Regions from separate parts of the Homo sapiens genome. Here region 1 is linked to region 2. Evidence: chromatin contacts called from ENCODE Hi-C or POLR2A ChIA-PET data. All regions are on one chromosome and are shown on one strand. Each heading gives the region's core, a stretch centred on a gene start or an enhancer-like site at or near the end of the contact. The rest is flanking DNA. Distances are from core to core; before and after follow the strand shown.

Evidence for each region. Hi-C counts contacts between places; a loop is a spot of excess contacts on that map. ChIA-PET counts read pairs that join two places held with the same protein, here RNA polymerase II (POLR2A). Pooled maps may share reads with other maps.
Region 1: a loop to region 2 is called in a pooled map, with 2.9 times the contacts of the local background. The contact joins the promoter of TACC3 here to the enhancer-like site in region 2. A Hi-C loop is called at or near these places in 1 of 168 maps with a recorded cell type or tissue (naive thymus-derived CD4-positive, alpha-beta T cell), 1 of 37 single-sample maps with no recorded cell type and 14 of 50 pooled maps. POLR2A ChIA-PET finds 5 or more read pairs at or near these places in 2 of 52 experiments (CD4-positive, alpha-beta T cell and HEK293T).

Annotation. Positions count from the first base shown.
Region 1 is chr4:1,718,861-1,725,509 of GRCh38, reverse strand. It overlaps TACC3 (transforming acidic coiled-coil containing protein 3), which reads right to left and starts at 3,989. Exons shown (of 16, transcript NM_006342.3): 1 at 3,867-3,989; 2 at 1,927-2,089; 3 at 1,640-1,782. The coding sequence starts at 2,088. TMEM129 (transmembrane protein 129, E3 ubiquitin ligase) reads left to right here and starts at 4,187. Exons shown (of 4, transcript NM_001127266.2): 1 at 4,187-4,877. The coding sequence starts at 4,673. RefSeq lists enhancers at 3,159-4,154, 5,237-5,336, 5,977-6,056 and silencers at 3,777-4,586, 4,597-4,646.
Region 2 is chr4:1,016,853-1,023,270 of GRCh38, reverse strand. FGFRL1 (fibroblast growth factor receptor like 1) reads right to left here. Exons shown (of 7, transcript NM_001004356.3): 3 at 796-1,068. Among named protein-coding and RNA genes, the nearest start is that of FGFRL1, 8.4 kb to the right of the region's middle. RefSeq lists an enhancer at 4,263-5,132. Within about 2 kb of position 1,415, at least 3 of the 41 ENCODE cell types and tissues checked have a DNase peak (open chromatin) inside an H3K27ac peak, as active enhancers do.

The DNA of each region.
Region 1 (6,649 bases), core at 2,740-5,239, 700 kb before region 2:
TCGTTGTAAACCAATGTTTGATTCATTCTCGCTTCGTTTGACCAAATTTCAAAAGGGGCAAAAAACAAAGTTGAAAAGTAGCAAGCAGACATGGGAAGAACTGCAAATTCAGGCTGGAGGGGTAGAGGGGAGACGGACCCAGGGCCCAGAGAAGGATGTAGGAAATGCTGCCTGCACTTACTGGTGACATTTTATCTCAGGGGGTGAGAAGCATCAGTGGTATTCTGTTCCTTATGCTTTTCTCTGCACATCTAAAATCTGCTTAAAAGTTTTGGGCCAGCCGGGCGTGGTGGCTCATGCCTGTAATCCCAGCACTTTGGGAGGCCGAGGCCGGCAGATCACCTGAGGTCGGGAGTTCAAGACCAGCCTGACCAACACGGATAAACCCCATATTTACTAAAAATACACAAAATTAGCCAGGTGTGGTGGCGCATGCCTGTAATCCCAGCTACTCGGAGGCTGAGGCAGGAGAATCGTTTGAACCTGGGAGGCGGAGGTTGTGGTGAGTTAAGATCGCACCATTGCACTCCAGCCTGAGCAACAAGAATGAAACTCCGTGTAAAAAAAAAAAAAAAAAAAAAATTGGCCGGGCATGGTGGCTCACAGTTGTAGTCCCAGCTACTAAGGAGGCCAAGGTGGAGGACTGCTTGAGCCCAGGAGGTTGAGGCTGCAGTGAGCTGTGATGGCACCACGGCACTCCAGCCTGGGTGACAGAGCGAAACTCTGTCTCAAAACAACAGCAACAACAGTTACATCAGCAAAAAACCAACAGAAAATCATGCCTCTGGGGTCCCTTCCCACCCTGGATGCAGATGAGGTGTTCCTGGGTGCCCAGACAGATTAGTTCAGCCGCAGAGTAAAGAGCTGCCACCAGGATCCTCCCTTTCTAGGCAAAGACAGACACCGCCTCGCCATCCACTTGCAGTTAAGAATCAGGTCGGCTAAAAAATTAGCCGGGAGTGGTGGCGGCGGGCGCCTGTAGCCCCAGCTACTCGGGAGGCTGAGGCAGGAGAATGGCATGAACCTGGGAGGTGGAGTTTGCAGTGAGCCGAAATCGAGCCACTGCACTCCAGCCTGGGTGACAGAGCCAGACTCTGTCTCCAGAAAAAAAAAAAAAAAAAAAAAAAAAAGTGAAGTATGAAGTTATCCAAGTATCTGATGATCGACTTTTCTGTTAGTGAACTGGCCATATGCTGCATACACTCAGTGCAGATTTCAGGAGAAATCCAGCCAAGGCCGGCCGGGCGTGGTGGCTCACACCTGTAATCCCAGCACTTTGTGAGGCCAAGGCGGGCGCATCATGAGGTCAGGAGGAGATCAAGACCATCCTGGCTAACACGGTGAAACCCCTTCTTTACTAAAAATACAAAAAAATTAGCCGGGCGTGGTGGCAGGCGCCTGTAGTCCCAGCTACTTGGAAGGCTGAGGCAGGAGAATGGCATGAACCTGGGGGGCGGAGCTTGCAGTGAGCGGACATCGCGCCACTGCACTCCAGCGTGGGCAACAGAGCGAGACTCCATCTCAAACAAACAAACAAAAAATCCAGCCAAGGCCTGATAGAACAAGACAGCACTTTCCTGCAAGAACCATCGGACAGAGAGGGTGAAGCTCCAGCATGTCCAGCAGCACCAACACTTACTTCTCTTTCTGTGTCCAGACCGGGTGTGAGTTTTCCAGTCCAAGGGTGTCATCCTGAGTGAAAGGAGCCTCAAGTTTGCTGGCCATGCTAGGACTTAGAATCCTGTGCGTCTGTGGATCCCGCAGAGGTGTCTGAAAAGTCACCTGTTGCGGAGTGAGGAGGAGAGCACCTATTCATTAGTTCAAGCTGTTACAGCCACACCAGCAGTGTCCTGCAGCTCAGAGGTCACCAAGAAAGCAGGCCCTAGGGCAACCTGGCCAGCCACACACTGTACAGGTCACACTTACCTTCATAGCTTTGGCCAGGTTCTTGGGTGGCACATTTTCTTTCTGTGACACACGAAGAACAGACGATCTTCCGGTAACTTCTGGTGGCGAAAACAGGAAGTCGCAATTTTCTGTATTTTTTTCATTGCTGACATTTTTGTCGTTTAAGACCTGCAGACTCATTCTGGAAAAGCAGAACATGTTTGTGTCAGTGTGAGGGCAACACTACCACATTGTCCAGACACAGACGTGACAGCTGCTGCAAGGGGCACGACCACTTCCCACACAGGTGTGCTCATTGCTCTGGAACTCACACCTCCCACACGTGTCTCTTGGCAGAGAAAGCCTCAGACTGAGTCCCCATCTTGCTTCAGAGACTCACTCTCCAGCCTGGCAGGGGGAGCCATGGGCAGCACTGCTGCTTCCTGGGACCAAGAGCTAAAGGGCCTTCAGGCTGAGATGGTGAGAAAGAAAACCCAAGCCTGCATAATCTCTACTGCTGTATTACTATATCAAGCAGAAGTCAAGAGACGGAAAAGCCCGGGCCAATAAGAAACCCGGATGAGCCAGAGGAAGCCCTGGTCTCCCCACAGGCCTCTGCGTGTGACGTGAGGCAGGACCGGGCAGTAGAGGGCAGAAAAGCAGGACAGCGGCTCTGGTCTGCTCTCTCCCACCGGGCTAGGCAGCGGGACAAGACCAGGCTGAGAGGGTGAAGGCCCAGAGGAGGAGCTGGGAGACGATGCGCAAACAAGGGAAGCCCAGAGCTGAGCAACAGGTGCCAAGGAACTTCCACATCAGAGCCTCCAGTCAGTCCCAGGTTCCAGGGCTGCCCAGGTCCTCACGCCGGTCACCCACACACTTGCCACCCTTTCTGTCTACAGCGTTCCCAGTCTAGGGAATGACGTAGGGAAAAAGGCTGCCAGAGAGAACCGAGTGTCGACCAGGGCAGGAACCCCACAGGCACCTGGTGGTGGAGGGGGACCTGGGGAGGCTTTGATTTGAAGAAGAGCAAAGTTGGGGAGGGTCCTGGAGAAGAGAGAGGGGGCAGCCCCGGCAGGTCGGTGCTGCAGCTTGAGAAGCCCACTGTGGTGCTGTGTGTGGGTGGGGAGGTTAAGAGCAGAAGGGAAGCAGGGAAACCACAGGCTTCTGGAGCCCAAGGAGTAGATGCCAGACCAGACCCGGGCCTGGCCACTGGCACATATGGGACTTACGGACGACGCTTAGGTTTTCGCCCTGAATAACTGGGTACAGGGCAGGGGAAGGGGTGCTGGATCGCTGGGGGACCCGCAAGCCTCGAACTCAGGGAGAAAGTGACTCGGAGGAAGCCTTCTGGCGGCCTGGAGGAGCTCGGGAGAGCAGCAGACCCAGCCTTAGTCAGGAGGGGCCTTTACTGACTATGGAGGCCCGGGAGGGGCTCTGGGCAGAGAAGGGACCGGCCCCAGGCTGGTGCTTTGGTGCTACTCTGGTGCACAAGAGGGATGCGGTGCGGGGGGAAGGTGGAGCGGCGCAGCAGGTGCGGGGAAGCGGTAGGGGCCCAGGTGTCCGCCGCAGGCGGCCTAGATGGAGTTGGCCCCAGGACGGAGGCCGGAAGGGACCAAAGAACAACAGGAGGGTCCGCGTGCTGGGAGCCAACAAAGAGCCAAGGTGGGCGACCGAGAGACAGGAGAGGGTCGAGGAGAGCAAAGCACCTCGGGGCGCCCGCTCCGCCGTCGGTCTTGGCCCAGCTCTAGCCGCCCCTGGCCACCATCCAGGGGGCCCAGCCCGGCGGTCGGTCTAGGGCCGGGTCCCATGACAGGGCGCGGTACAGGTTCTGGCGGCGGCCCCAGGAGGAGCCGTGGGGGACGCTTCCCGGGGAAAGCGGCGGCCGGGGCGGGAGGGCGAGGGCCGAGGGCGGGGCGGGGCGGGACGGCCTCGCGCCCCCAGGACCCCAGCCTCCCCGCGCCGTGTAGCCGCTCTCCTACCTGCCCGCCCGCCCGTTGCCGGGCTCTGAGCCCGCGCCGCCGCCGCCAGGAAGGAGGGGTCCGCGTCTGCTCCACGCCGGGGGCCAAGCCTAGCTGCTACCGCCGTCGCGCTTCTAGCCCTTGATGGCCGCCGGCGCGCCGGAGTTTCAAACGCCGACGGTTGCCTTCGCGCGGCCAATCAGCGCGCGGCCGGGGGCAGGACCGCAGGAGGGCGGGCGTCCAATGGGAAGCTGTGCCTCGCCGGCTCCGCCCTCCCTCCCCCCCCACCCCCCGCTCGGGCGCCGACGGTTCCGTTTCCGGAGTGGAGGGCACGCCAGGGTGTCTGAAGCTGAGACCCCGGGCTCGCAGTCGCCCCATGAATTTCGAGTTCCGCAACTGACGCTACTGGGCGGGGCTTCATGGCCAGGGCCTCGCTCAGGCCTAAGTTTCCCCACCTGTGCTCAATGCACAGGTGCGGTGCCGCCTCCAGGGCCGGCCGAGAAGAGAGGCCGCACCCGCACGGGGACTGCATCTCCCAGAGCGCCCCGCGAGCGGCCGAGCGGCGGGACTCCATGCCCTAGAGTGCCCCGCGGGCGGCCGGGCGGCGGGACTCCATGTCCTAGAGTGCCCCGCGGGCGGCCGGGCGGCGGGACTCCATGTCCTAGAGTGCCCCGCGGGCGGCCGGGCGGCGGGACTCCATGTCCTAGAGTGCCCCGCGGGCGGCCGGGCGGCGGCCGCCGCAACCGACAGGTCCGGGACTGGGCGCTGCGGCCTCGTCCGCGCGCCGGGGCGGGGGCCTAGCTCGACAGCTTCCCGGCGGCTGCGCGATGGACAGCCCCGAGGTGACCTTCACTCTCGCCTATCTGGTGTTCGCCGTGTGCTTCGTGTTCACGCCCAACGAGTTCCACGCGGCGGGGCTCACGGTGCAGAACCTGCTGTCGGGCTGGCTGGGCAGCGAGGACGCCGCCTTCGTGCCCTTCCACTTGCGCCGCACGGCCGCCACGCTGTTGTGCCACTCGCTGCTGCCGCTCGGTGAGGCTGCTCGGGCCGGCCGGCCGCATCCTCTCCTGCGCAGGGCTTGCTGGGAGGTCAGGAGGAGGCCTCCGCCAGCTCCCCGAGGCCCCGAAAGCGCCTGGGCGCAGCTGGGGAGAGGCGCCGGTCCTCATCCAGAGGGACCGCGGCGTGGGCTGAGCGCGCTTAGGGGCGCCGCCGGCACTGACTTGCAGGTGACGGGAACCCAAGTTCAGAACCTTGGGCAAGGGATGCTCCGGCCCACCAAGTCCTGAACCGTCACGTGCCTGGGGGTTGCAAGGCCAAGCAGCCCTTGCTTGTCGTGGTTGGGGGCAGTGGCCAGGAGAAGGCAACTGTTGATTGAGTCCAACGGAAGGGGTCGGAGGGGCTGTGTGGAGGGTGGCACTGCACTAGGCCTTGGAAGGTGGGTGTGGAGAGAACAGGCGGATTTGGAGGCAGTTCCAGTTTGGGGGCGCCACAGGGGCAGAGGCTGGGGAGGGCCTCTGTGCAGTGCAGGTGGGACGCTCAGAGTTGTCCAGGGGGGTGCTGGGCTGGGCCCCAGGTGCTAGCTGGGGCTCTGGAAGGTCCCTCTCTCAGCTGATTGGATGACGGACAGGTGGGAGGTGGGGTGTGCAGTGGCTGGAGGGGGATTTCAAGGGGGTACCTCTGGAGGACACGGGGGCAGACGCAGCCCTGGGAGGACAGATGGCCAGTGGCTGGCCAGGTTTGCCACTCTGGGGATACAAGAGGGGTGACCCTCCACATCCTGGTTTGAGGATGCAGCTGCCTGGGCCCAGAAGAACTGGAGGCAGGTGTCGGGTGGAGGCGCCCAGGCCTGCCTCATGGAGAGGGTGGGCTGGGGGCCCACTTGAGAGATGGATGGGGCTGAGTGGGGCTGGGGCCCTGACCAGGCCACTTTCTAGGGCTACTGGGTGGGTTTCTGTAGCCCTTCCAGCTGCACCCTCCCCAGAGGCCTATGAGGGACCACAAGTGAATTGTGGCAGCCACACCTGGAGCAGACAGCACAGCTGGCCTCACAGTCGGATGTCAAGCTCTTTTTATTTTTAACTTAGTTTGAAAGTTTTCAAGCTTTATTAGGTATTAGTTACCTGTTTTATTTTTATTTTTACTTTTTGAGACGGAGCCTCGCTCTGTCACCCAGGCTGGAGTGCAGTGGCATGATCTCGGCTCACTGCAACTTCGGCCTCCTGAGTAGCTGGGACTACAGGCGCCCGCCACCACGCCCGGCTAATTTTTTGTATTTTTTAGTGGAGATGGGGTTTCACCGTGTTAGCCAGGATGGTCTCGATCTGACCTCGTGATCCGTCCGCCTCGGCTTCCCAAAGTGCTGGGATTACAGGTGTGAGCCACTGCACCCGGCCCCTAGTTACCTATTGTTATATGTCATGTTACCTTGAAATGCAGTGACTGGGCCAACTCCAAATGTGGACTATTACTTTTTGCCAACTGGAACCTGCTGGTGCAACTCCTCACCATCTCCATGGCTTATTTGGACCTTCAAATTGTCCTCGATCTGGCCAGCAGGGCCCTGAAGCTGGCTCCGTGTCCTCTGGACATGTCCCATCATTCTTTGAGACTTGCTTCCTTTCTCGCACATAACTTTTCAGCTCTGGGATGCACCACATTTGATCAGCCTCCTCAGAGCGGGTGAGATTGAGAGACTGAGATCCTGTCCAGGCAGCTGCCCTGGCAGGCCAGGGGTCAGCTCTGCCTGAGGTGACACCTGATTGTGTTTATTTTTCCCTTTCTAGGCTTTTGTAGTTTTTTCAACA
Region 2 (6,418 bases), core at 166-2,665:
CATCGTCCCCTTTGAAAGGACTGTGGGGTGGGGGTGGGGGACAGCCAGTTTTCCCATTCCACACAATGCCGAGGGGCAGGGCGTGCTGTGGAATGTCCCCTCCATCCACCCTGTGACAGCCGCTCCTTCACTGAGCCCAGGACCAGGCTGTCTCAGGCCGCACCCCCAGACCCTGCTGGGGCCTGGGCCAGGCTCCTGTATTCAGAAAACGGGCACATGTACCCTAAAACTTAAAGTAGAATTAAAAAAAAAAAAGAAACGGGCCAGCCCAGCTCCCAGGAGCTCCACCCGAGGGCCCCACACCCAGGAGCCCAGCGGAGCAGGCGGGGTGCCGGGTCCCTAGGTATGGAGGGCGTGTCTCTCTGGACACCTGTCCAAGCCCAGCGCCCGGGCCCCAGGCGCAGAAGAGAACAGAAAGGCCACGCATCCCGGCGGCTCCTCTGAACTCCGAAACCCGAGCCTCAAAGTCACAGCCGACGGCCGGCACACCCTGCCAAGGCCTCGGGCCCCAGCCCTTCTGTGGGACCACTGCCTTCGGCTCCCGCCCTCCACCCTCCGCCCTCCGCTGGGAGGAAGGCTCCGAGGCTGGAGCCTGACGGGGACAGGAACGGGACAGGATACCTGGGGGATGGTGGCAGAGGTGCAGCCAGCTGAGGTGGGGCAGGGCACCGAAGGAAGGCTTTCTGCCGGGGGCTGGCTGACTCTCGGGCCCCAGGTGTGTCCCCGTCCGCCCTCCTGCACACCCCTGCCTGGCTCCAACCCAGCCCATGACCTCTGACCGCAGCAGCGACTAACCCAGCACGACGAGGGTGTAGTTGACGCTCAGGCTGCCGAAGCCGTTGGTGGCCTTGCACACGTACACGCCGGCATCCTCCCGCTCCACCTGCTTCACCTTCAGCCCCTGCGGCAGCACGCGGAAGCGGCTCCAGCCGCTGTGGATGGTGCGGCCATCCTTGGTCCACATGGTCAGCGGCGGCGGGTCCCCCTCCACTGGGCACTGCAGCCGCACAGTGCGGCCCAGCCGGGCCACCTGCCGTGGGACCACCTTGTCCGCCATCTTTGGGGGGCCTGCGGGTGGGACCGAGGAACAGTCAGCGAGGAGGGGCTTGGGGTCCGGAGCCGGGGGGGCGGTCAAAAGGGGACCCACGGCCCAGCACAGACCTCGGGCCTGAGCTCCACCTGGGTCACCTGCCCAAGATGAGCAGAGGGGCCGAGGTGCAGTGCCCCTGACCCAGGCCTCAGCTGCCCACATGCACCAAAGCCCTGAGCACTGGCCCAGCAAACACCACGTCAGCAGCCTCTCATGGCCGGGGCAGCCCCGTGGCCCCAGAGGCTGGCTCTTTGAGACACGAGAAGGGAGCAGGGTCCCCAGAGGATGCAAAACAGCTGCGCTTGGTAACTCTCGAAAACCACCAACCAAAAGGGCAGAGTCTCCTTCTGGTCATACAGGAAGCAGCCGTACACCCGAGGTCAGAGGGGACAGTGGCCCCCCAAGGACAAGGGCAGTAGGGGGATGGGGGGCCTGGTGGGTCCCAAAGAGGCCCCAGGCCCCTCACCTAATTCCCACCCAACCATCAGCCCAGGGCCCAGCCGGGCCTGGGCATGGGCCAGCGACCCCACAGCTATCCACAAGCAACCGAGCACGGCGGGCTGCCTGAGCCTGTGCAATGTGTGGATGAGAGTCTGTGCAGCACCCACGTCTGTGTCAATATCAGACCTGAGTTCAGGGACCACAGATGCCCAGGTCTGTCTGCCCACCCCCAAGGGCCGTACCCTGCCAGGCACCTTAGCCTTGAGGGGGCATGACCCCAAGGCCCTGGGGTCAGAGAGCAAGCCTCTGGAGAGACGTAGCTCGGGCTGACCACGGGCACTGCCGCTCCTGTCTGGGGGGCAGCCAGTATGTCCTCCCACCACCTGTGAAACCCACAGGAGCAGAAAGGCTGCGGCTCCACATGGCCACCTGCACCATCCCACCCTATGTGGAGAAGCCGAGCCCTCCTTTCCTGGCAGAGGCCTCCTTTCCTGGCAGAAAGGAACCCACCCCATCCCCTGCCTGGGTCCCCGCCCCACCCCATCCCCTGCCTGGGTCCCCATCCCACCCCACCCCCTGTCTGGGTCCCCACCTCACCCCTTCCCCTGCCTGGGTCCCCACCCCATTCCCTGCCTGGGTCCCCACCCCACCCCCATTCCCTGCCTGGGTCCCCACCCCGCCCCATCCCCTGCCTGGGTCCCCACCCCGCCCCTTCCCCTGCCTGGGTCCCCACCCCGCCCCATCCCCTGCCTGGGTCCCCACCCCGCCCCTTCCCCTGCCTGGGTCCCCACCCCGCCCCATCCCCTGCCTGGGTCCCCACCCAGCCCTGCCCCTTCCCCTGCCTGGGTCCCCACCCCACCCCATCCCCTGCCTGGGTCCCCACCCCGCCCCTTCCCCTGCCTGGGTCCCCACCCCGCCCCATCCCCTGCCTGGGTCCCCACCCCAGCCCCACCCCTTCCCCTGCCTGGGTCCCCACCCCACCCCATCCCCTGCCTGGGTCCCCACCCCGCCCCTTCCCCTGCCTGGGTCCCCACCCCGCCCCATCGCCCCATTCCCTGCCTGGGTCCCCACCCCATCCCCTGCCTGGGTCCCCACCCCATCCCCTGCCTCAGTCCCCACCCCACCCCATCCCCTGCCTGGGTGCCTCTGGGCTGGAAGGCAGGGCCAGGGTTCTGTGTGTGTGTGACCAGCCCCAGTGGGCAGTGCCAAGCCGGCCAGGAAGATGAACCTAGAACACACAGACCCTGCAGGCCTCAGAAACTCGGGGCACCGCAGGGCCTGTACCTGGATGGAGCTCCTGGGAAAGGAGGGCCCTGCGTGCCCCACTCCCCACGTGCTGCTCCCAAGTCCTGCAGCGGCGACCACAGCCCACTCACTGCTCTCCATGTCGGAGAGGCGGCCGCAGGCACCCCACAGTTCCCAGGGCATCTCTCGCCAGCCCATGGGTGACAGTGTCCATCCCGCACTGCAGCCACTGCTGTCTGGGAGCGTCCAGGCTGCGTGCAGAACACCAAGAGGTAGCAGCTGCTCCAGGCCATCTCGATGGGGCCTGGGGCCGCGTGTTCCTCCAATACACAGTTAACAGTGGCCCTGTGACGTCTCCCACTGGCGTCTTCAGACACTCAGGGAGCAGCTCCCATTCTGACCCCCAAGTCTGGGGACAGGGACCCTCACAGAGAATCCCTATCACCTCTCTGGAGGCCTCCCAATCAGTGCTGATAGCACAGGGGGCGTTGCCCAGGGCCTCTAGGTTCTGAGCCCACAGGCATCATTGGCCGCTGGGGCTGGGAGTGGAGACACGGCGCCTCCCTGCTGTGCCCAGAAACACAAAGGGTGGGCTGAGGCTCTGGAGGGAGGGATTCTTCTCAGCCCTGGCTCACCCGGCCCATCCCAGTCCTTGGCCTCTCTGAGAAAACATGTGGGGGTCTCTTCTCTGACTCACGTCTCTCCCTCAACTCAGGACCCTCCCACCCAGGCCATGGGCCCCAGCCCTGAAGCCCCTCCTTCCCTACCCTCCCTGCAGCTCCCCGGAGAGGAAATGAGATGGCGGCTGTGGGGGGCTGCCAGCCCACCACCCCCTCAGTGTGGTTCTGTGAGCTGCCCAGGGCTGGGGGCAGCTCTGGCAAATTTGTCCCGGGGAGGAAGCGGCTGCAGGGCCCACAGCACTGGGGCCTCCTGACCCCTTCCCAGCCGGCCCAGGTCCCAGACGCACCCCAGGTTGACCCCACCAGCACCTGTCGCTGCCTGAAATCCCACCACCCACAGGGCCTCCCGGGACCAAGGGGGAGTGGCCAAGGCCCCTGGCCAGCCCAGCCCCTGTGGCCCACAGCCTGCAGGGGTGCCTGGGCCTCCTGGCTGGCTACCTGGGCACAGGCCTCACACGTGCATGTTCATGGGTGCACACAAGTGTTCACCCACACAACTGTCCAGAAGAAGCAAGAGAGCGAGTGCCTGGCCCTGTCCTGGGTGGGAGCACACTGACCCAGCCCCCCACATCTGGGGAGGGAGCCCACCTCAGAGGCTGAAAGCCCCAGCTACACTTCGGGAAGGTTTCCCAGCCCCCACCCTGCCCCAGGCAGATACAAGCAAGGCTTGGTGAGGTAAGGGTCCCCAAAGGCATGCGGGAGGTGCAGGATGACAGGCACAGACAGGGAGGCGGGACCCCCGCCTGTGGTCACCACTGAGAAAGGGGGCAGAGACAAATGACCGCTGGATGGCCGGAAGCGTGGCCCCCAGGGCCGGCCTGCAAGCGCTGTAGGCACGGGCAGAGGCAGCTGGGCCAGAGGAGCCAGGCTTATCCTAAAGCAAACAGCCTCCCTCCCCCTCGCCAGGCCTATCCCACCCCCACCTGGGCTCCCCGGACCCCCTGCTGTTGCCGGCCCAAGACCCCCCGCAGGAGGGCCTGCCCAGGAGGAAGCCCATCCCCCCAGATTCCTGGGGAATGATCACACCAGGACAGCGGCCAGGGCACCACGCCACCTGGACGGGCGTCCAACCCACGCAGCCTATGGGGAAACTGAGTCAGGACCTGAGGGCACAGGCACCTGGTGGGAAGACCGGCTGCCTCGCACTGCAGCCAGGAAGAAACACAGGGAACCCCCGCCGGGGCATGACAGCAGCACTGTGCCACCTCCGGGGCCGTGCACCCTGCCAAGACACCCCCCAGCCTCCTCCTCCAGCACAGCCCCTGCCCTGCACACACACTTAGCCACAGCCGAGAGGCCCCCAGCACAGGCAGGACACCAAGGGCCACATGGGAGCGAGACATGAGAGTAAACTGAGTCTGAGACAGGGCCTCACTGCTGTCAGGTATGGAGGACTAGACTCGGAGGCAGTGCGCCAAGAAGGCGGATGCCTCCAAATCCTCCCGCCGCCCCCCCCACCCCTGCCCAGCTGTAAAAAACACAACTAGGGAAGGAGGAGGAGCAGGGGCTTCCCACAGCAGCAAGGCCCAGAGGCCGCTCTGCCTACACGCTTTGTCACACACACACTGTCCCCAGACAGAGGCTCCTCTTTCCCAGGGCCCAGGGAGGGTGGAGGTGGGCAGGCCCTGGGATGGAGGGGAAGAAGCTGCAGTCTGGAGGGACGGAGGCAGGAACCCCCTGCGGCCTGCCCTTCCCCGTCTTCACAGGCCCTCATATCAGCTCCCCGAACACCTGCCCCATCTGAAGTGCCCTCTCCGACACCCCTCACCCCGTAGCTCCTCGGGGGCTCCAATATCTCTTCTGGAAGGGCCCGTCCTGGCCACGTGGTCCAAACCCACACCCAAGCCCCTCTCCCGTGCTCGTGGTGTCCCGAGGCCTGGCATACAGCAGATACTCAGTGGACATTCGTAGGGAGAACGGTGTGGGTGTGGGGGCCGGCCAGGGCAGGTACAGAGGATGCAGGGCTGGGGCTGCCCGGCTTCCCTCCTGTGGCCAGGTGGCTCCTCCCCATGGGGCCTGGCTCCTACAGGGAGCAAGGAGGGGGTGCTTCCCCAGAACACAGCCCTCAGCACAGGGAGAGACACCCAGGCAGGGACACACGTGCAGCGTCATGACCCCTCTGTTGGGAGAAGACACGAGCTAGGACCAGGACACTGGCTGGAAACGGCCTCCTCCAACTTTCCAGTGCACCCTGCACCTCCCAGGACGCCTCTACAGCCCAGGCCAGTGGTATCCACCCCTCTACAGAGCCCGAGGCAGCACCTGCCCAGGTCGGACGGGACTCCTGACCCAGTAGGGACAACGGGGGCTTCCCAAGGAAGGAGCACTCACTGCGGCAGGGGCTGATGCTGGTCAACAACACAGCAGGGTGGGGCGTCTGTGGGGACAGACGGAGCCAGTGTGCGCTGGGGAGGGAGGGGCAGGTGGAGCTGACCGCTGAGGAGCTGGCTGTGTGGCCCCCTCAACCCCAACCCTGACCGGCTACCCAAGTTCCCGCATGGAGGAGCTGGACCAAGAGCGTCCTGGCAGCCGAACGAGGCCAGAGTGGAGTGAGGATGCCTGCGAACTGGGGGGCCCTGCATGGCCCAAAGTTTCCAGCTGGAGGAATTCTCTGGCCTGACCCAGGACCTGGCCACGGGGTGGGGGTGGCCAGGCCCCAAGTCCTCCTGGAGAAGCTGAGTGGCCTGGGGGAAGGGGGCTCACCTTGACCAGAAGGGAGGGGAGGGGAATCAGGACACACTGTGTCGAACCCCTAGTGGGGTGCAGAGCCAATCCAGGTGCTGAGCCTTCTGCAGCCGGTGGTCCCCCCACCCGGTTACCGAGAAGAGACACAGTGCCCCCATCACAGATGGCCGCTATGTGGCTGTGCCAGGCCCCCAGGGGCACCCAGGGCAGGAGTGAGTGGGAAACCCCAGAGTCAGTGCCAGGGCCCAGTCCCCTCCTCAGGAAGCCAAGTGCAAGA